3 separate regions of the Mus musculus genome follow, and regions 2 and 3 are each linked to region 1. Evidence: chromatin loops called from intact Hi-C (ENCODE). Cell type or tissue: heart. All regions are shown on one strand.

What was found. A loop is a pair of places that touch in the nucleus more often than their neighbours do. Peaks named below come from ENCODE experiments on the same cell type or tissue, not always from the same donor. Only the 100,000 strongest peaks of a DNase experiment are listed, where the experiment ranks them.
Region 2: it touches region 1 in a loop (2.2-fold over the local background); 12 of 42 quality-filtered maps call a loop at or near these places.
Region 3: a loop joins it to region 1, with 8 times the contacts of the local background. A loop is called at or near these places in 3 of 42 quality-filtered maps.

What each region holds. Positions count from the first base shown.
Region 1 is chr1:173,876,413-173,884,412 of GRCm38, reverse strand. Mndal (myeloid nuclear differentiation antigen like) reads left to right here and starts at 4,226. Exons shown (of 10, transcript NM_001170853.1): 1 at 4,226-4,262; 2 at 4,423-4,488. It also overlaps the pseudogene Gm21031. In heart, a CTCF peak has its summit at 4,910; a DNase peak (open chromatin) is centred at 3,852.
Region 2 is chr1:173,930,997-173,938,996 of GRCm38, reverse strand. It overlaps Ifi203 (interferon activated gene 203), which reads left to right. Exons shown (of 10, transcript NM_001302649.1): 3 at 971-1,255; 4 at 2,358-2,479; 5 at 3,820-3,987; 6 at 5,071-5,214. The coding sequence starts at 991. Among named protein-coding and RNA genes, the nearest start is that of Ifi203, 7.5 kb to the left of the region's middle. In heart, no CTCF peak of the experiment used is centred here; no DNase peak of the experiment used is centred here.
Region 3 is chr1:173,798,257-173,806,256 of GRCm38, reverse strand. It overlaps the pseudogene Ifi203-ps. Among named protein-coding and RNA genes, the nearest start is that of Ifi204, 35 kb to the right of the region's middle. In heart, no CTCF peak of the experiment used is centred here; DNase peaks (open chromatin) are centred at 3,196 and 3,416.

The sequences.
Region 1 (8,000 bases):
TTTGGGCTCAATGGGTTTCTGGAGATACACAGCGATTCCTCTGTGTCTGATGTGAACGAAAACCCACCAATGGTTGTCTCAGATACACTGAAGCAAAAAGCTAAAGCAACTCCCAAAATTTCTTATCTTTTCTCACAAACAATGGGGAGATTTGTGAATGGAATATTTTAGTAATTGAGGTAAGCCATTGCATTATTTGTAAAATTTCTTCTGCAATCTGAGATTTTAAGGTTTATTTAGCTCAAGAGGGATTTGCTCAACTTACTTAATATAGGAAATCATTGCCTTCCAAAACAGAAAATGACCAGGCAAGGCTTCCTCACTTTTGGGATTTCTGTAGTCTCTTACCATTCTTCTCCTGGCTCCACTAGGATATTCTTTAGAAAGAGATTCATCAATAACCTTTGGCATTTTCGTGACTAGGACATTCATTAATAGCCACTCTAATCCCAGACATTGTTCAGTTTACAGCACATTCATGTTTTAGATTTTATCTCTTTGATATCTTCCTTACTTGTATTAGGGGCAACTCAGTTGTGAATAAAGAGCCAAACTCCTAGCCTTGATACAGTTTGAAATGAGGAGTAGAAGATACCAAATAGATTATTCTGCCCTAGAATGAAGCCATGTCTAACAAGCCTGGATTATATCTCTAATGCGTTCTCATTCTCATATGCTTTCTTCTTTTTCAAGATCTTTTGATAAAGAGAATATTGTCTTAAATAGTGAAAGAGGAGTTTAACAGAAAAGCTTAATTTCAGAGTTTATACTTGGACACAGTGAAAGTGGGGAAATTTAAAGAATTCTATAACTTTGGAGTGTTTCTTTAAGTGCCAATATACCAATTCATTTGTTTGACTGTTCAATGTATAATTTTAGAATTTCATGTACATGGATACAGTCACGGCTTTTTACTTGTTATCTTTTCTGTCTTTGGCTGTGCTGGTGTACTAGGTTACACAACAAGTAAACTCAGTGGGATACAAACTAGCACACCAGAACTAAATGCTGTAGTGGCTTAACCTTTGTGAGATTTGGAGTAGAGTGAATCGAGGTGTGCACTGAGCCAATGTGAGCCATTTTTAAAGGAGTTGTGTTTGTATGCATGTAGGTGTGCACATGTGTGTACATGGGTGTATATATGTGTGCATTATATACATGTATGTGTGCGTGAATGTGTGTGTATGTGTGTGGGCATGTGTTTATATATTTGTGCACCTGTGTGTGTATTATATACATGTATGTGTGCATGTGTGTATGCATGTGTGTATATGTCTATGTACATGTGTGTGCATTTTTGTGCAGGTGTGTACACATGTGTCTATATATCTGTGTATCTATTTCTTCTGCTATTTCTTTGTTTCTTTTTTGACTGTTAGTTTATTTTGTTTTATTCTTGTTGCTTTGTCTTTTTAAATTGCCTGGTTTTTGTTTTGTTTTGTTTTGTTTTTTTGTTTTTTGTTTTTTGGTTTTTTTGATCAAGTGAAAGATGTAGAGATATCAGGGTGGGTAGGTTAGAATTATCTGAGAGGAGATAGGTGAAGATATACTTTGATCAGAATATATTGTATGAAAATAACTTTATTTTTCAATACAAGTTAAATTAAGTGAAATAGAGTGGGCTTATAATAATGTTCCCCAATGTCACAGTGAAGCACAGGTAACCTTTCGTCTCAGGCCTCTTGGATGTACCTACATAACCTGCAATGGAAATCAGACTGTTCTGTTTACTTTTGTTGTGTTTTTTTTTTCCTTTTTGATACTTTGTATGAGAACCTTAAGAAATCTCAGCTATTCTGCTATCTTACTACTAGTGCTTAGGAAGATACTGATTTTTCCTAGAGATACCCTGCAGATAAAGACCACATGCAGGTAAAGATTCAGAGGGGTTTCCAAGGCTGGAGAGATGGTTCAGTCATTAAAGGCTAGGCTCACTATAAAATCCCAGGATGATTTCCAAGAAAAGACTTGTTCACTGGAACAGTCTAAACTATTTAGTTTCAGTAATTTTACTTTTTCAGTATTTATTTTATTTTGTCTGTGAGTGTTGAGAAGAATCACAAAGGTCAGGAAACTAGTACTGAGGTTGGAAGGCAAGTTTCAGGAATGAGTTCTCGTCTTCTATTATGAATCCTGATAATTAAGCCAGGTCATCAGGCTTGACCACAAGCACCCTCACCCACTGAGCCATCTCACTGACATGCCCCAGTGTAGGGGAATGCCAGGGCGAGGAGGCAGGAGTGTGTGGGTGAGAGCGCCCTCATAGAAGCAGAGAGAGTCAAGTCAGGGGTAGATAGGGAGTTTCTCAAGGGGAAACTGGAAAAGGGGATAATATTTGAAATGTAAATAAATAAAAATCCAATTTAACTTCATATGCCTCAGTACAGGGGAATGGCAGGGCCAAGAAGTGGGAGTAGGTGGGTAGAGGAGTGGGGAGGGGGGAGGGTATGGGGGGCTTTTGGAATAGCATTGGAAATGTAAATGAAGAAAATACCTAATAAAAATAAAGAATAAAAATAAGTAAACAATCCTATTTTTAAAATCCTAAAAACATACAATATCTTGGAATGAAAGTGACCAAAGAAGGAAAAGATTTGCACAATGAAAACTTTAAAACAATAAAAGAACTTGAAGAAGTTAAAAGAAGACAAGACACTTTCCAATTTCATGGGTTTCCAAGAGCTGCCAAACACCAGCACTTGGAAAGCAAACCTCGATGATTTTCTACCCAGGTAAATCTGTGGACCCTGCCAGATGAGTGATGGTATCCCTGGAATTGCACTGCTTCTATATTGATTTTAAAGCTTCCTATAAAGCATCCAGTAGTAGTTGGTGTCCTTTTTCCCCATGTCTCACTATAACAATAGTACAGACACCATCCACTATCCTACAAAGGAAGAAACAGTCAGTCAAACACTGCTTTAAGCTCTGAAGCTACCAGATGTTCAGCTTTTTTCCTTGAGTTTCCAAGGCTTCATCTGCTAGCACTACATAGCCCACAATCTGCTGTCTTTTCCCATTAAAAATATCTCAGGGGTCATTTTCTTAATCAGTTATAGAGGACAGTGAAGCTATAGTATAGAGGGCAGTTACGCCCAATTACTTTTTTTTTTTAAGCTGAGGTTGAAGTTGTATGTTTCTTATAACACTATGCTCTGGGAAAATATGGCCTAGGAACCACTAATGAATTAATGAATGGATGCTTTGGAAAGTGCTTAAACCAAAAGTGATCCATCACACATATTTCCCTATTCAGGAAATGCTCAAGCAAGTACTGTTGTGGTCTGCAGATCACAGCACAAAGCACCCAGAAACGGATCTCAGTTAAACAGGGCTGGTTTATTGAACACACACCCCAAGACTGATTGAACAGGGGCTCAATTCAGATACAAGAGCTATTTTCCAGGGTCAGTTAATATAGGCAGAAAATCATAATGAGCTCATAAGCGGGTGAGGGGAGGGCTGTAGGGTGGTCAACCTTTTTCCAAGTCTTTTTTTTTTCAAGCTGTCCTCTATCTTTCTTTGCTCTGAGTGAAGGCTATGGGTTGGGAATTTCTGATGATGATGATGACTGTTGAAGCCTCAGAATATGGTCAAATTGACCTTTCTTTCAGTCAAACTTTTTCTTTTAATTTTTAAAATGTTTTTATCTTCTTTTTTTTCTTTTTCTTTTTATTAGATGTTTTCTTTATTTACATTTAGGATGTTATCCCCTTTCCTGGTTTCCCCACTGAAGACTCCCTATCCCCTCCTCCCTCCATCTGCTCACGAACCAACCCACACTGGCTTCCTGGCCCTGGCATTCCCCAATATTGGCTGTGCCTACAGTCAAGCTGCTTTTGTGTCAAACAAGCTGGCAGGCATGAAACAAAAGTATTACAGCTGAGCTAGCAGGCTTCATCAAATCCAAGGAACAACAGACTCTCAGGCGCTCCCCTCTGACCACTTTCATACTGAGCAAACAAAGAAGGGTGAGGTGGCTGAGTGACTTGCTTGTATCTCCTTGTGATTCATCTTCTTTCAGATGAGAGTGATTCCTAGTGACCCACCCTTAAGTCTACTGGACATAAAACATGCAGTGTTGCAATTTCTCTCTCTCCTGTGTGTGTTTGTGTGTGTGTGTGTGTGTGCTTCTTTCTAGAAATTACATTAATAACAGGAAATAAAGTGCTCTATTTTAAGAGCTGGGGAAATCGAAAGCTATGAACAGTGCTGGGAGGAGCCCAATTTCATCTTAAGTCTCCCCAGGAAGACAGCACACTGTAAGGCATCCAGCCCTGCTAAAGCTAGAAACTTACTTTAACCAGTTCTCTTGCCCCCCTCCCTGTTATTTTGTAAATACTACATTTTCTCAGCATTTAATGAGATTGCAATGCATTCTGGTGTACTTTTTTGAGTCATTTCTCTTTCTACTCAAAACAGAGAAACCCCATTTCCTGACTTGCTGAAGATTTATCATCTGAACATTGCTGAGAAATTTCCACGGAGGTAAGTCTCTCCCCTTTTATATATAGAAGAGATAGCTCCATGAAACCCACAAGAACATAGGGGATCAGTGTGGTTCTTCCCAGTGGCTGGTGGGGAGAGCACAGATTGTTCAACTGCCAGCAGGGCAGTGAACCTGCTGCAACAGGTTCTGATACCGCATTCAGGATGATGACAGCATCTTTCTTTCTCCATTCCTCGAGCTTGAGGTAAGAAAACATGAGCTTTGATTAGTGCAGGTTATAAAATTAGCTTTCTAAGTATAAGTGTCAATAAATGGAAAACAAGAAGGCTTCAGTAGCCTGGGCTGGGCGGTGCAGGGGAATCTGGTGGCTGGACTGAGTAAAAGACAGGTTAGTGATATAAAAAATTACTGTGATATAATATTCAGTGAAAAATGCATTTGAACAAGTAGCTTCATCATCTGGTCTTATTTTAACATTAGACAGCATGAGAACTAGTGGACATGTGCAGTACAACGTTCCTAAGAATCACAAATACAGTTATTCAAATACTTCCTGTTTCAATATGCATATGTAACTCTTTCTTTCTCTCCCCTTCAAAAAAGGGAGTAAGAATAGTATTTAGTCACTGATAGAAACTTTTTGTCATCATGAAAGTTATTCTTTTTATAGGCTAAATTTTATTTATTTTTGTTTTTATTTTGTTGTCATAAAATATAGGGAGTATGAAGGTCAGTTACATACAATCATTTCTGTTGTCCACTTGGTTTACTTTTAGGATATTTTAAAGGCTTTCTGTATCCTCTGGCATAGGACTCCGTGTGTACTCAAACTTTGTAATTCAAATGTCAATTTGAGATTTGTACCTGAATTAGACCTGTGTTGCTAAGTTTCTCAGTTATACTACTCAAACTTTCCAAATTTTTCCAGATCTTTTTACCCTACTCAGTAGTGACTACACTGTCATATTAACTGTAAACCTGTGGGTTCTCCTTTTTATCTTTTTAAAAAAAGTACAGATTTGTGTGCTCTCACAGATATTGAATGGATGTGATGTATATGTATGTGTATGGATACGTGTACTTGTGTGAAGATATATTCCATGTTTCGATAGAGCTGTGAAATAAGGACAAAGAATTGCGCTATTATTAACTGATAAATCCATAGTTAAAACTACCTCCTTCTAAGATGGGAGGGTTTAACTTTCTGTGGTATTTAATAATAGTTTTGCCTTCCGTTCTATTAAAGCTCCACTAATGTAGATAAATAGGATGTTCTTTAGTTTCTAGAGAATTTAATTTTAGATTTCTCCACTGTTGGGGAATCTTTTATGAACAACCTATAGGTAAATTTCTTAAATAACAATTGGCAGACCTTGTCATTGGACTGGTTAGGTCCCCCCGGGTAGAGTGGCAATCAGCAGAGTTTTGTTTTGCTTCTACTACTGTTATTTCACCCGGGATGTTCTTTATGTTCTCTTCCGTCTGTCTGTCAGCCTTGGTGATGTACTTCCTTTTTCGCTTTTTTTTTTCTGATCAAGTTTTCATTTTAAAGCATAGGTGCACCTACTCAAGTTTGAAATTTTCATTATAGAAGAACCGTATTTTCTTTGATAAGTGCATTTTGCTTATATTCACCCTCTACCCCCTTCCATAATCCCTTCCAGGGACATACTGTCTACCCTACCCGCTAAACTTAGTGTCCAATGCCCGCTCCCCTCCTAACTTCCTTCTGTGAATTTTGTCTGGCATAAACGTGCACAAGGCTCAGGATGCTTCACAACTGTTTTGAGCTCACATGTGCTACTTCCCAGCGGAGTTTGGCAAACACTGTGCCCCTGTAGTCATCTGCCACCCCGACTACTAGAATTTTTCTTCCCCCTTTTTATAAAGTATTTCTGAGCAGAAGGATAAGATTTCTGATTGTGTTTCTCTGCATAGTGTGCACAACAAAGTGTGCATAGTTAGAATGTAGCTTCTGGGTCAGTATAACCTGATTTTCCTGTATTCTATGACTCAAGGATGTGGCGTCTATATCGTTATGGAAGATTTGGGGGTATATATATATACAGTAACCTATATAGATAAAAGTATAAATTTAATTTCTATTGCTTACATATCATTTTTGTGTGAAATAGTTGTGGTCCTATTCTTGATACATTCTCAGAAGGATAGTGATTAATCCCTAACCCTTAACTCTTGGAAAAAAGTTTCTATTCTCTCTGGCAGTTTCTACACGTACTTTTACCTCCAAGGGAATGGGAGATTTAGATTCCTTTGTTGATTTTCTGGCATTGGGGGAAAGTCTGACCTTTTATGCCCTTTATTTCTTTGTTATTTGTTCTATAAATTGGTACTGTCATTTTTTAAAAGAAACTGTCTCCTAAGTTCTTGGAATATAGTTATATCTTTTGTAGAACAGTTCAGTAAGCCAGGGTCATTAACTTTATTGAATTCCTGATGCTTGCTCAGGATGACTGTAGAGGCAGCAAGAGAGAGCCAGGGGAAACAGTTTTTTGTTTTAAGAAAAAGTTCCAGGCTCATCATAAATTCAGCTGTAACCATGACTAACAAAGTGAAACTAAAACTTACCATACTGCCAAAGCCAGGAGGAACTGAAGCATAGGAGCTCCCTAGGATTGGAGCAGGAGTCCACAGTAGGTCCAGTAAATCCAAAGGTCCTTGTCAATGGGACTGAATCTATCCGGGCCTTGACATAAGAAGCTCTAGTCACAAAACAAAACCATTGCACCATTGCACCATTCCCAGGGTTTGCAGCATGGCTTCTGATGTGTGTGTGTGTATACATACTTATATGTGTATATACATATATACACATATATACATGTATGTATATATACATTAATGTGTAAATAAATATATAAGGAATCTTCTACAGTAGTAGATTTTGGTATGAACTTTTTTGAAATGTAAATAGTGTTAGGTACCCCTCCGTCCACTCCTTCCACTACCCTGCTCTTCCATTCTCCACCTGATTTAACTCTTAGGTTTTTAAAGGTTATGAATGTAGCCAGAGAAAGAAATGTGAGAATGGCTTTCCAAGCAATGAAAAAGAAATCAACTACATCATAAATATTGATAGTGGAAGGAATGCTGTATATTTTGAAACATATGATCTCAGGAATAAAAATAAACATAAATAGATTATTGAAGGGCTTCCAATATATTTCAGGATGAAGGGATATTTTTAATAAATTAAGAAATTATTAAACATTTTGAGAGGATTTAAAGATAGTAGGTAGAAAATAGTGACTATGTACAAGTAAGACTCACTAAGGCAAAGATTGAAAGGATACAATCAAGAAACTATTGACGCTGGGCAGTGGTAGAGCATGCCTTTAATCCCAGCACTTGGGAGGCAGACACAGGCAGATTTCTGAGTTAAAGGCCAGCCTAGTCTACAGAGTGAGTTCCAGGACAGCCAGGGCTACACAGAGAAACCCTGTCTCAAAAAAAAAGAAAGAAAGAAAGAAAGAAAAAGAGGAAATAAAAAAGAAACTGTTGACATAATTCCATCAAGTGAACTCTACAG
Region 2 (8,000 bases), 55 kb before region 1:
ATAAAAATAAACATAAATAGATTATTGAAGGGCTTCCAATATATTTCAGGATGAAGGGATATTTTTAATAAATTAAGAAATTATTAAACATTTTGAGAGGATTTAAAGATAGTAGGTAGAAAATAGTGACTATGTACAAGTAAGACTCACTAAGGCAAAGCTTGAAAGGATACAATCAAGAAACTATTGACGCTGGGCAGTGGTAGAGCATGCCTTTAATCCCAGCACTTGGGAGGCAGACACAGGCAGATTTCTGAGTTAAAGGCCAGCCTAGTCTACAGAGTGAGTTTCAGGACAGCCAGGGCTACACAGAGAAACCCTGTCTCAAAAAAAAAAAAAAAGAAAGAAAGAAAGAAAGAAAGAAAGAAAGAAAGAAAGAAAGAAAGAAAGAAAGAAAGAAAGAGGAAAGAAAAAAAGAAACTGTTGACATAATTCCATCAAGTGAACTCTACAGCTAGACTCTGAAAAGTATGTAGATGGTTGGGAAATTGATAGTTTTATGAGCAGAAAGGATCCATCAAATGCAATCCAACTCCAGGTGAGACAGAATTCTAAAGAGAGGTGTTTGGGGCAAAGCCTAATAGACAAGGGTCAGTGCCTTAGCATAGCATAGGCCATGAGACTTCAGCCATTGTTCATTCAGGTGCTTCAACACCAATAAAGAATGAAAGAAGTATTTTAGCACTTATAACCTGTACTTTAAACACTACAATTACTGATTCAACCCTTTCCCCTACCACAACTGCCAGTGACCTAAATCACTTAATAGTTAAGGGGGAGATTTTTCCTAGACTTGTTTATTAATACAGAAGTTCTACATATATTTTGTACAGTGGTGCACCTTGTCTTTAACTCTCTTTATCACACACAATTATACACTACATTATTAATGGTTGTTCACTCACATGAGAATATCCTGTCTTGAATATGTCTGAATATTTTGTAATCCTGTGTCTTTAATTTTTTTTAGGTTAATCTATAATTTGAGAGATGATGGCTGAATACAAGAATATTGTTCTTCTAAAAGGATTAGAGAACATGGAGGACTATCAGTTTAGGACAGTCAAGTCCTTACTAAGAAAAGAACTAAAACTTACTAAAAAAATGCAAGAAGATTATGATAGGATTCAGCTGGCGGACTGGATTGAGGACAAGTTCCCCAAAGATGCTGGACTAGACAAACTGATAAAAGTGTGTGAGCACATAAAAGATCTTAAAGACCTTGCTAAAAAACTTAAAACAGAGAAGGCAAAAGGTAATAGGGGAAACCCTGAGTGAGCACTCACCCTTTCTCCAGGCTTCCCAAACTTGCTAACTCCCTGTATGATCACAGCTGATATGCCCCATATCCATTGTGTACCTTGGGAAATATAGGGGTTGAAACGTTTGGAATATATACAAATTTGATATAAAATTTGCTGATTTTAAGAAATCCTTTCTTACAAATAAGTTTGACATATTTCAGAATAGACATCCTTTGTATTGGAGGTAAATAAAATAATAATCAGTTTTGAGATAGATTAGAACATGGTAGAAAAACTAGAAAATAAGGTAAAATTTGAAAAAAGTTATTTAAATAAAATAAATGTAATACCCAATTAACAATCTAACACTTTCACTAATATCTTTTCTGATAAGAAATATGATCTAATATTTATGTAGAAGCCTGCATCTTAGAGATGTTAGGTTAGATCTTAGTCAAGAAGTTTCTCACTAGAAAGTCACTGGGTTTAAAATATAATAAATATACTGATATATAACTCTGGACCATAGCAGTTAGCATAAAGATGATCAAGCAGGGATACCCGCATTTTGAGAACACCTCAAGTTACACAGAAAAATGTATACCCAACATATAAGAAATCCAAATCCAATGTTACCACTTTGATACATCAAATATCAAGTCATTATTTCTTTCTCTTTGTATATGGTTTTGAATGATTTTCCTCAGGAGGCTACCTACTGTTATTATCATAAAAATTTCAGGTTCTTAAAATCAGTCTGTGGTATAAGAGGGTACAGTTGATATAAAAAGAAGTTCCCAGGATGGAGAGACTATGTCTGCTATATCTGGGAAGAGCAAAGACTCCCCTAGGGCAAAGTGCATGCCTGACTTGGTACTCTGAGCTGCCTTATGGCCAGGAAGAGCCCAGGCAGCAGAATAAAATAAACACACAGACATATGAAGAGACCAAATGATTCTTGAAATCCTTCTTTCTATAAAAGCTTTAATGAACATGGAATGGAATATCAATTTCCTTTTATTTTAGGAAAAGAAAGAAAATAAGTAATTCTGAATGAGCTGCAGCTATCATCCCCATTTCCCTGAGTTTGGTGTGTTTTCTTTACCCCTACAGTTCAAAAGAAAAAGGAAGGAAAATGCAAAACGGCTGGGAAAAAAAAAGGGCAAGATGAACTCAGTTCTTCTGAATCTCTTTTCAACAATAAAGAATCAAACAAGAGTGTACCGTCTTCAAAGGTAAAGTGGCTACTCTCCCACCAATAGTTTTCTACTCATGTTCTTCTCCTTGTTAATTCTTTAAGAAGATTTAATACTCTATCTAGTCTGAGACCCTAGTGAGAACAGGGTTCAAGTCAATACATATATAGTAACCTGTCACTCATTTGGTTTCAGATTTACTATGTGGTATAATTTGTGCAGTATAAGCCTCAGTGATGGAGACATCAAATCATTACACAGCTTTTCAAAGACAATTACTGTAAAGTGTCTGTTTGGGTTGTGGTTTCTAAAATGACAAAACCTAAATATGGAAGTTGTCATTCTACACCTGACGCTGTTCTGCCCCCATGGGGATAAGTTGAGTGACATTAATGCATTGTTTCTACTACTCTATAAGGCAATTCTCTATCTCTTGATTAGGGTTTTTATTGCCGTGAAGAAACACCATGACTAGGCCCACACTTATAAAAGAACACATTTCATTGGGACTGGCTTACATACAGAGGTTTAGTCCATTATTGTCATGGTGGGGAGCATGGCAGAGTGCAGGCATAATGCTGGAGAGGAGATGAGAGTTCTATATATCCACAAGCAGCAGGAAGAACGAAGTAACCCTGAGCTTGACTTGAACATGTGAAACCTTTAAGATAACCCCCAGTGACCCACTTCATAAAAGCACAACAATCCAACCAGGCCACACTTCCTAAGCGTGTCACTCTGTGGTGGGCAACCATTCAAATCTATGAGTTTGTAGGAGCCATTAAAAAAATCAGATTTACTAATTTTATCTATGTGTACAACATTGCTGTCTTCAGAAGAGGGCGTTAGGTTCCATTACAGATGGCTGTGAGCCACCATGTGGTTGCTGGGAACTGAACTCAGGTCCTCTGGAAGAGCAGTCAGTGCTCTTAACCACTGAGCCATCTCTACAGCCCATAGGAGTCATTCTTATTCTAACTACTAGACAATACAATTCATCTGTAAAGAATGAGGTATGTGGCAAGCAGTGGTTGCTCATAACTTTAATCTCAGCAATTGGGAGGCAGAGGCAAGGTGATTTCTGAGTTCAAGGCCAGGCTAGTCTACAGAGTGAGTTCTAGGACAGCCAGGATTATACAGAGAAACCCTGACTTGAGAAAATGCTGTGTGTGCATAATGACAGAAATATAATTAGAATTTAGTAATAAAAGCAAAGATTTTTATGGTCTTGAAAATATTGTGCTTCACTTAATTTTAAAGACATTCCCAAGGGCTGATGACAAAACTATAGAAAAACACAACTTAGTATGTACAAGGTTCAGGGTTCAATTTCCAACACATGAGAGAATCTAGAGAGAAAGACAATGTTGCTTTTTCAGAAAAAGAGAAAACAGATCACAAAAACTGAAGGTGGAAAGAAAAAGAAGCTCACCCAGGAGCAGGCTCAGCTTCCAGAAACTTCAGGAACCAACATAAAAAAAGAGGAAGATTGCCTCCAGAATCCTCATAAGTCTCCACCAACACCATCCAGCAGTTCCTCAAACAAGGTAACACTTTCCTATCCCCAATGATTGCCCCTTCCCAAAGCACATCACTGGGCTCCCCACAATCTTGGAAAACCTTCTCACTAATCCCCTACTGCAAAGACTTTACTCATTTTATTAAATAACACATTAAGTTATCTTATCACGTAACACAGTCTCAGTTGGTACTGAAAAGGTAAATATGAAAAGCTTTCTGGTGTTGTTAACCAGCTCTCTGCTTTGGGTTCAGAAGAAAGTATAGGGGATACCAGAGTATTTCAACCTGCCATTGCCTAGTTTCTTCTCAGCCTGTTTCCCTTTGCTGGTGACCCATCTTCTGAGGCTATGTTCCTCATTCTGTGTTCTACTCAGGAGGTATTTTGACATGTGATATTTCCCTGTTTGGGAAATCTTGATCACTGTCCACTACTGACCAAATGTTCTAGAACTGTAATAGTCACTTTTGCTGAGAGTCAGCCTCAAGCCTGTTCCACGTATATCCCAAACTCTCCCTGCCATTCATCATTAAAGGGAACAGCTCCCTCTTAACCTCCCGAAGAATTCTTAATATAATTACAATGATTATAACAGTGACAGTACTTCCCTTAATAATGTACTATTTAATGTTATCATCATTTACCAGGTATTTATTTTGAGACCCTGGTTGCAATTTATACAAACCTCATTTTGATACATGTTACAATTGTATTTAACAGTCTATGTGATCAATGTTCAATTCCTTTATATGATAGAGTCCTGTGATTTACCATGGAATAAAGTCCTTGGGCACATCTAATTATCTGTGCTCATAAATAGTGACAGAAATACAATTGGAGATGTATACTGTGGGAAGCCAATAAATGCCATTACAAGATGGCGCTGGTTTCAATAAGCCGACGCCCATGAATATGGGTAAACAACCAATGTGAGCATGTGCAGTAGAGTTTTTTGCCAAGTCACTGCCTGGCCTGAGGCATGTAAATGAGGTACTGAAAACATAACCAATCAGGTATAGACACACCACTCCTAGGCCTATATAAGCAGTGCCAGTGCTGGGGCTCGGGGTCTTTCGTTTCATTATCAAGCTCTCCCAATAAACGTGTACAGAAGAATCCTGTTGTGGCGTCCTTCTTGCTGGCAAGTCGGGCGTCTACAAGTGGTGCCAAAACCCGGGAACAAGATATCTTAAGGCACAAACAAAGACCCTCAAGAAAGGGAGGATTCAAAACTACATTTTGTGAGAGAATTAAGGTAAGTCTCTAAGAGATATGTTTTCTTTCAAAATAGATCCTGTAATTGTTGCTGGGGTTGTGTTGCTTGTTTTCTTTCTTGTCCTGATATTATGTTATTGTCTTAATTTTCATCGCCCTAGACAATGAGTGTATCTGCTGAAAATAATTTCATGTAGATAATGCTTTAGTCCAAGACGATTATGGGTACTGGCCAGTCTACACCATTAGTAGGGCCAGTACAAACCTTGCTCAAAGAACGAGGTTTAAAGATTTCTGAAAGTACAGTGAGAGGGTTCTTAAAAAATAGACAGACTTGCTCCTTGGTTTGCCCCCACTAGGTCGCTAACGCTACCTAGTTTAAAAAAGTTAGAGAGAAATATAAAGAGAGGAAAAACTGAAGGGAAAGGGAAAGCAAAAACAAAACCGTTATGGAAGTTGATTAAGGCTTGTATCCAGGACAAAAAAATATGAACCAGCTGTTAAGGAAGGGCAACAACTTACAAAAACACCAAAAAAAGTCAAAAAAAATAAAATAAAATAAAAAAGAAGGAGCACACAAAAAAATAAGTAAAGGAAGAAATATAAAAAGAGAAAAGGAAAAAAAAAACCAAAATATAGAGATTCAAAAGATAATATAAAGAATAAAGATCAAAAAAATTAAGTCAAACCTTAGTGGTACATCTACCAACCTTTGTCCCTGTGCCTATTGAGGCAAATCCAAAAAAGTTCCCAATCATGAGTCTTGTTCAACAAAAGAGAGATTTTAAAATCACAGCTGCCATTGTTACTGCCATTGTGCTGTCCACGACTTCAGCGGTTACCGCAAATTCGCTATGGCCAATCAAGTTAATACTGCTGACACCATAAATCAGGTAACAAAAAAAAGTCTGAGACATTGCTTACCCTACAAAGGGCAGATTCTCATATCTCCTCAAAGTTATTGTTAGTAAATCAAAAAGTAAATGTTTTACAACATAACATAGAACAAATGATAGATGTCATACAAATGAGTTGTGTGACATCAACCCTGCATGTGTACATTACTCCCATTAGATATACTAATGATTCTTTTATTAAAAGTACAGATTTATCAAATTATCTAAAAGAGAACTGGTCACAATAGCTAGAAAGGTTACAGAGAAAGCTGCAAATACAGATCCTAAACCTTAATAGAACCAGAGTGAAACCAGTGACCCTTAGAGACTTTACCTCTTGGCTTACTTCTACATTTTCTTACTTTAAAAAATGGGTGGGAGTAATTTTGTTTAGTGCTGCCATATGCTGTGGACTGGTATTTATGCTTTGGTTGGTTTACAAATTCAAAACCCAACAAAAACGTGACAAGGTGATTATAACTCAAACACTTTTAGCCATTGAGAACAGTGCCTCCCCTGAGGTTTGGTTATCTATGCTCAAAAATTAGTCGACATCTGAGTCCTCTATTCTTACACCCCACAGATCTATGGATCCATTACACTAAAATGAGAGACTCAACGATCATTGATCAGTCCTTACACACCGCTGAGGTTTCCTCATCGCACTCAGTAGGGTGATCATGATTTGCCCTTCTAAATCCTTCCTGATCGTTTTGTGCTGAGAAAGTGAGAGACTAGATCATCAGATTAGGCCTTTTCTATTATATAAAAAAGAGAGAGATGTGGGAAACCAATAAATGCCATTACAAGATGGCGCTGGTTTCAATAAGCCGATGCCCATGAATATGGTTAAACAACCATGAATATGGGTAAACAACCAATGTGCGCATGTGCAGTAGAGTTTTTGCCGAGTCACTGCCTGGCCCGAGGCATGTAAATGAGGTACTGAAAGTATAACCAATCAGGTATAGACACACCACTCCTAGGTCTATATAAGTAGTGCTAGTTCTGCAGCTCGGGGTCTTTTGCTTTCACTATCAAGCTCTCCCAATAAACGTGTACAGAAGAATCCTGTTCTGTTGTCCTTCTTGCTGGCAAGTCGGGCGTCTACAGTATACAGTCCAGGAAAATAGGCTACAGTTAAAGGCAGTTATGGTTTTAGTGGCATCAGTATCATAGCAATGGTTGCATTTTAGAAAACTTGCACCTTGAAGTAGCAAAACCACACAAGGAAACGGTAAAAGGTGCGATTACATTTGTATGTACCTATTTGCCTACTAACTAAATTTCCTGTTTTATAAATGGTGGGAAAACATCCAAATCTATGAGTCTATGGGAGACATTCTTATTCAATCCACTGCACAATACACTTCACCTGTTAAGAATAAGGTGTGTGCACAATGAAACAAATATGATTAGAATTAAGTAATAAGTACAAAGCTTCTTGCAGTTTGAAAATATTGTGCATCATTTAATTTTAAAAACATCCCCAAGGGCTGATGATAAAACAATCACACCTTAGTGTGTGCAAGGCTCAGGGTTCAACTTCCAATACATGAGAGCATCTAGAGAGAAAGACAAGGTTGCTCTTTCAGAAAAAGAGAAAACAAATCACAAAAACTGAAAGTGGAAAGAAAATGCTCACCCAGGGGCAGGCTCAGCTTCCAGAAACTTCAGGAACCAATATAAAAAAGGATGAAAATTGCCTCCAGAATCCTCATAAGCCTCCACCAACACCATCCAGCAGTTCCTCAAACAAGGTACCACTTTCCTATTCCCAATGATTGCCCCTTCCCAAAGCACATCACTGGGCTCCCCACAATCTTGGAAAACCTTCTCACTAATCCCCTACTGCAAAGATTTTACTCATTTTATTAAATAACACATTAAGTTATCTTATCATGTAACACAGTCTCAGTTGGTACTGAAA
Region 3 (8,000 bases), 78 kb after region 1:
ATATATATATATATATATATATATATATATATATACCCGTAATTTCTTTGACAGAAGCACAATTCAGAGATATTTGACTCTGCCTAGAGAAGAGATTCAACATATATAAATTTATAAAAGTGATCCACATTCAAACATAATGAAAGACAAAAACTACATTAATGTCTCATTTGGCAAAGGACAGTGTCAATAGGACAAAATGGCAACCAACAGGTTGGAAAAATACCTTTACCAATCCTACATACAATAGAGGGCTAATATTCAATATATAAAAAGAACTCAAGAAGTTAGGCTCCAGAGGATCAAATAATCCTATCAAAAATGGAGTACAAAGCTAACAAAGAATTCTCAACTAAGGAATATCGAATAGCCAAGAAGCACCTAAAGAAATGTTCAACATCCTTAGTCATCAGGGAAATGCAAATCAAAACAACCCTGTGATTACACCTCACACCAGTAAGAATGGCTAAGATCGAAAAACTCAGGTGACAGCAGATGCTGGCAAGGATGTGGAGAAAGAGGAATACTCCTCTGTTGTTGGAGGGATTGAAAGCTGGTACAACCACTGTGAAAATCAGTCTGGCAGTTCCTCAGAAAATAGGATGTAGTACTACCTGAGGTCACAGCCATACCACTCCTGGGGATATACTCAAAGATGTTGCAACATATAACAAAGACACATCCTCTACTCTGTTCATATCAGTCTTATTTATAATAGCCAGAAGCTGGAAACAACTCAGATGCCCTCAGAAAAATGGATACAGAAAGTGTGCTCCATTTACATAATGGAGTACTACTCAGCTATTAAAAACAATGACTTCATGAAATTCTTAGCAAATGGATGGAACTAGAAAATATCCTGAGTGAGATAACCCAGTCACAAATGAACACACATGGTATGCAATCACTGATAAGTGGATATTAGCCCAGAAGTTCAGGATACCCGAGATACAATTCACAGATCATATAAAGCTCAAGAAGAAGGAGGACCAAAGTGTGGATGCCTCAGTACTTTTTAGGAGGAGGAGCAAAATACTCATGGGAGAAGAGTGTGGAAGGGACTTGAGAGGAAGAGAGGAAGAGGAGAGGGGAAGGGGGACAGGATCAGGTATGGGAGGAGAGAGGGATGATATACAGAGGAAAAGGAATTTGAACAGCGGTGTTTAGCAATGGAGGACAGGAAAGGCCATCAAGAGACTGCCCTACCTGGGGATCCATCCCATGTAAGACACCAAACCCAAACACTATTGTGGATGCCAAAGTGCTTGCTGACAGGAACCTGGTATAGCCATCTCCTGAGAGGCTCTGCCAGAGCTGACAAATACAGAGATGGATTCTCACAGCCAACCATTGGACTGAGCACAGGGACCCCAATGAAGGAGTTATAGGAAGTACTGAAAGAGGTGAAGTATTTTCCAACCCCATGGGAACAACAATATCAACCAACCAGATCCCCTCTGGCTACCAGGGACTAAACCACCAACCAAAAAAAGTACACATGGAGGGACCCATGGCTCCAGCTGCATATGTAGGAGAGGATGGCCTTTGTTGGGCATCAATGAGAAGAGAGGCTCTTGGTCCTGTGAAGGCTTGATGCCCCAGGGTAGGGGAATGCCAGGGCGAGGAGGCAGGAGTGTGTGGGTGAGAGCACCCTCATAGAAGCAGAGAGAGTCAAGTCAGGGATGGATAGCGAGTTTCTCAAGGGGAAACCGGAAAAGGGGATAACATTTGAAATGTAAATAAATAAAAATCCAATTTAACTTTATATGCCTCAGTACAGGGGAATGGCAGGGCCAAGAAGTGGGAGTGGGTGGGTAGAGGAGTGGGTGGGGGGGAGGGTATGGGGGACTTTTGGGATAGCATTGGAAATATAAATGAAGAAAATACCTAATAAAAATAAAGAATAAAAATAAATAAACAATCCTATTTTTAAAATCCTAAAAACATACAATATCTTGGAATGAAAGTAACCAAAGAAGGAAAAGATTTGCACAATGAAAACTTTAAAACAATAAAAGAACTTGAAGAAGTTAAAAGAAGATAAGACGCTTTCCAATTTCATGGGTTTCCAAGAGCTGCCAAACACCAGCACTTGGAAAGCAAACCTCGATGATTTTCTACCCAGGTAAATCTGTGGACCCTGCCAGATGAATGATGGTATCCCTGGAATCGCACTGTTTCTATATTGGCTTTAAAGCTTCCTATAAAGCATTTCCCCATGTCTGACTATAACAATAGTACAGACACCATCCACTATCCTACAAAGGAAGAAACAGTCAGTCAAACACTGCTTTAAGCTCTGAAGCTACCAGATGTTCAGCTTTTTTCCTTGAGTTTCCAAGGCTTCATCTGCTGGCACTACATAGCCCACAATCTGCTGTCATTTCCCATTAAAAATCTCTCAGGGGTCATTTTCTTAAACAGTTATAGAAGACAGTGAAGCCATAGTACAGAGGGCAGTTACGCCCAATTACTTTTTTTTTAAGCTGAGGTTGAAGTTGTATGTTTCTTATAACACTATGCTCTGGGGAAATATGGCCTAGGAACCACTAATGAATGAATGGATGCTTTGGAAATTGCTTAAACCAAAAGTGATTCATCACAGATATTTCCCTATTCAGGAAATGTTCAAGCAAGTACTGTTGTGGTCCGCAGATCACAGCACAAAGCACTCAGAAACTGATCTCAGTTAAACAAGGCTGGTTTATTGAACACACACCCCAAGACTGATTGAACAGGGCTCAGCTCAGATACAAGAGTTATTTTCCAGGGTCAGTTTATATGAGTGAAGGCTACAGATTGGGAATTTGATGATGACGACGACTATTTAAGCCTCAGAATATGGTCAACTTGACCTTTCTTTCAGTCAAACTTTTTTTGAAAATGATTTTATCTTCTTTTTTTTTTCATTTTATTAGATGTTTTCTTTATTTACATTTCGGATGTTATCCCCTTTCCTGGTTTCCCCACTGAAGACTCCCTATCCCCTCCTCCCTCCATCTGCTCACCAACCAACCCACACTGGCTTCCTGGCCCTGGCATTCCCCTATACTGGCTGTGCCTACAGTCAAGCTGCTTTTGTGTCAAACAAGCTGGCAGGCATGAAACAAAAGTATTACAGCTGAGGTAGCAGGCTTCATCAAATCCAAGGAACAACAGACTCTCAGGCGCTCCCCTCTGACCACTTTCATACTGAACAAACAAAGAAGGGTGAGGTGGCTGAGTGACTCGCTTGTATCTCCTTGTGATTCATCTTCTTTCAGATGAGAGTGATTCCTAGTGACCCACTTGTAAGTCTACTAGACATAAAACATGCAGTGTTGCAATTTCTCTCTCTCCTGTGTGTGTGTGTTTGTGTGTGTGTGTGTGTGTGTGTGTGAGTGTGTGTGTGTGTGTGTGTGTGTATGCTTCTTTCTGGAAATTACATTAATAACAGGAAATAAAGTGCTCTATTTTAAGAGCTGGGGAAATGGAAAGCTATGAACAGTGCTGGGAGGAGCCCAGTTTCATCTTGTTTCCCAGGAAGACAGCACACTGTAAAACATCCAGCCCTGCTCAAGCTAGGAACTTACTTTAACCAGTTCTCTTGTTCCCCCCCCCCCGTTATTTTGTAAATACTACATTTTCTCAGCATTTAATAAGATTGCAATGCATTCTGGTGTACTTTTTTGAGTCATTTCTCTTTCTACTCAAAACAGAGAAACTGCATTTCCTGACTTGAAGATTTATAATCTGAACATTGTTGAGAAATTTCCACGGAGGTAAGTCTCTCCCCTTTTATATATAGAAGAGATAGCTCCATGAAACCCACAAGAACATAGGGGATCAGTGTGGTTCTTCCCAGTGGCTGGTGGGGTGAGCACAGATCGTTCAGCTGCCAGCAGGGCAGTGAACCTGCTGCAACAGGTTCTGATACCTCATTCAGGAAGATGACAGCATCTTTCTTTCTCCATGCTTCGAGCTTGAGGTAAGAAAACATGAGCTTTGATTAGTGCAGGTTATAAAATTAGCTTCCTAAGTATAAGTGTCAATGAATGGAAAACAAGAAGGCTTCAGTAGCCTGGGCTGGGCGGTGCAAGGGAATCTGGTGGCTGGACTGAGTAAAAGACAGTTTAGTGATATAAAAAATTACTGTGATATAATATTCAGTGAAATCATGCATTTGAATAAGGAGCTTCATCATCTGGTCTTATTTTAATATTAGACAGCATGAGAACTAGTGGACATGTGCAGTACAACGTTCCTAAGAATCACAAATACAGTTATTCAAATACTTCCTGTTTCAATATGCATATGTAACTCTTTCTTTCTCTCCCCTTCAAAAAAGGGAGTAAGAATAGTATTTAGTCACTGAGAGAAACTTTTTGTCATCATGAAAGTTATTCTTTGTGATAGGCTAAATTTTATTTATTTTTGTTTTTATTTTGTTGTCATAAAATATAGGGACTATGAAGGTCAGTTAAATACAATCATTTCTGTTGTCTATTTTGTCTACTTTTAGGATATTTTAAAGGCTTTCTGTATCCTCTGGCATAGGACTCCGTGTGTACTCAAACTTTGTAATTTAAATGTCAATTTGAGATTTGTACCTGGATTAGACCTATGTTGCTAAGTTTATCAGTTATCCTGCTCAAACTTTCCAGATTTTTCCAGATCTTTTTACCCTACTAACTCAGTAATGACTACACTGTCATATTAACTGTAAACCTGTGGGTTCTCCTTTTTATCTTTTTTAAAAAATTACAGATTTGTGTGCTCTCACAGATATTGAATGTATGTGATGTATATGTATGTGCATGGATACGTGTACTTGTGTGAAGATATATTCCATGTTTCAGTAGAGCTGTGAAATAATGACGAAGAACATGCACTATTATTAACTGAAAAATCCATAGTTAAAACTACCTTCTTCTAAGATGGGAGGGTTTATCTTTCTATGGTATTTAATAATAGTTTTGCCTTCGGTACTATTAAAGCTCCACTAATGTAGATAAATAGGATGTTCTTTAGTTTCTAGTGAATTTAATTTTAGATTTCTCTACTGTTGGGGAATCTTTTATAAACAACCTATAGGTAAATTTCTTAAATAACAATTGGCAGACCTTGTCATTGGACTGGTTAGCGCTCCCAGGGTAGAGTGGCAATCAGCAGAGTTTTGTTTTGCTTCTGCTACTGTTGTTTCACCCAGGATGTTCTTTATATTCTCTTCCGTCTGTCCCTCAACCTTGGTAATGTACTTCCTTTTAGGTGCACCTACTCAAGTTTGAAATTTTCATTATAGAAGAACTGTATTTTCTTTGATAAGTGCATTTTGCTTATATTCACCCTCTTCCCCCTTCCATAATCCCTTCCAGGGATATACTGCCTCCCCTACCCACCCAACTTGGTATTTCCTTTTATTTTTGAAACCCATCAAGGACATTTTCTGTTCAACCAACCAGGGGCCTCATATGCCTTTAATAAGAATGATTCTTCCTTTCTCAGCAGCTATCAAGTGTCAAAATTTCCTTAGCTGGTTATGTGACTTAGTGTCCAATGCCCCCTCCCCTCCTCACTTCATTCTGTGATTTTTGTCTGGTATAAAGGTGCACAAGGCTCCTGATGTGTCACAACTGTGTTGAGTTCAGATGTGCTACTTCCCAGCGGAGTTTGGCAAACACTGTGCCCCTGTAGTCATCTGCCACCCCTGACTACTAGAATTTTTCTTCCCCCTCTTTATAAAGTATTTCTGACCAGAAGGGTAAGATTGCTGATTGTGTTTCTCTACATAGTGTGCACAACAAAGTGTGCATAGTTAGAATGTAGCTTCTGGGTCAATATAAGCTGATTTTCCTGTATTCTATGACTCAAGGATGTGGCGTTGATATCAAGTTATGGAAGGATACTAAAAGCATTATAAGATTTTGGGGGATAATATATATATATTATATATATAATGTAACCTATATAGATAAAGGTAGAAATTTAATTTCTATTGCTTACATATCATTTTTGTGTGAAATAGTTGTGATCCTATTCTTGATACATTCTCAGAAGGATAGTGATTAATACCTAACTTTTTACTCTTGGAAAAAAGTTTCTATCCTCTCTGGCAGTTTCTACACGTACTTTTACCTCCAAGGAAATGGGAGATTTAGATTGCTTTGTTGATTTTCTGGCATTGGGGGAACGTCTGACCTTTTATGCCCTTTACGACTTCGTTATTTGTTCTATAAATTGGTACTGTCATTTTTTTAAAGAAACTGTCTCCTAAGTTCTTGGAATATAGTTATATCTTTTGTAGAACAGTTCAGTAAGCCAGGATTATTAACTTTAGTGATTCCTGATGCTTGCTCAGGATGACTATAGAGGCAGCCAGAGAGAGCCAGGAGAAACAGTTCTTTGTTTTAAGAAAAAGTTCCAGGCTCATCATAAATTCAGCTGTAACCCTGACTAACAAAGTGGCATTAAAACTTACCATACTGCCAAAGCCAGGAGGAACTGAAGGATAGGAGCTCCCTAGGATTGGAGCAGGAGTCCACAGTAGGTCCAGTAAATCCAAAGGTCCTTGTCAATGGGACGGAATCTATCTATTGTATTGCCATAAGAAGCTCTAGTCACAAAACAAAACCATTGCACCATTCCCAGGGTTTGTAGCATGGCTTCTGTTGTGTGTGTGTGTGTGTATACATACATATATGTGTGTTTACATCTATACACATATATGCATATATGTATATATACATTAATGTGTATATAAATATATAAGGAGTCTTCTACAGTAGTAGATTTTGGTATGAATTTTTTGAAATGTAATTAGTGTTAGTTACCCCTCCTTCCATTCCTTCCACTCCCCTGCTCTTCCATTCTCCACCTGATTTAACTCTTAAATTTTCAAAGTTTATGAAAGTATCCAGAGAAAAAAATGTGAGAATGGCTTTCCAAGCAATGAAAAAGAAATCAGCTACATCATAAATATTGATAGTAGAAGGAATGCTATATATTTTGAAACATGTGATCTCAGGAATAAAAATAAACATAAACAGATTATTGAAGGGCTTCCAATATATTTTAGGATGAAGGGATATTTTTAATAAATTAAGAAATTATTAAAAATTTTGAGAGGATTTAAAGATAGTAGGTAGAAAATAGTGACTATATACAAGTAAGACTCACTAAGGCAAAGCTTGAAAGGATAAAATCAAGAATCTATTGAAGCTGGGTGGTGGTGAAGCATGCCTTTAATCCCAGCACTTGGGAGGCAGAGGCAGGCAGATTTCTGAGTTCAAGACCAGCCTGGTCTACAGAGTGAGTTCCAGGACAGCCAGGGCTACACAGAGAAACCCTGTCCAAAAAAAAAAAAAAAAAGAAGAAGAAGAAAGAAAGAAAGAAAGAAACTGTTGACATAATTCCATCAAGTGAACTCTACAGCTAGACTCTGAAAAGTATGTAGATGGTTGGGAAATTGATAGTTCTATAAGCAGAAAGGATCCATCAAATACAATCCAACTCCAGGGGAGACAGAATTCTAAAGAGAGGTGTTTGGGGCAAAGCCTAATAGACAAGGGTCAGTGCCTTAGCATAGCATAGGCCATGAGACGTCAGCCATTGTTCATTCAGGTGCTTCAACACCAATAAATAATGAGAAAAGTATTTTAGCACTTATAACCCATACTTTAAACACTACAATTTCTGATTCAACCCTTTCCCCTACCACAACTGCCAGTGACCTAAATCACTTAATATTTAAGGGGAGATTTTTCCTAGACTTGTTTATTAATACAGAAGTTCTATATATATTTTGTACAGTGGTGCACCTTGTCTTTAACTCTCTTTATCACACACAATTATACACTACATTATTAATGGTTGTTCACTCACATGGGAATATCCTGCCTCGAAAAATGTCTGAATATGTTTGTAATCCTGTGTCTTTAATTTTTATTTTTTTTTTAGGTTTTCTTCTTTGATTTTTTTTTTTAGGTTCATCTATAATTTGAGAGACGATGGCTGAATACAAG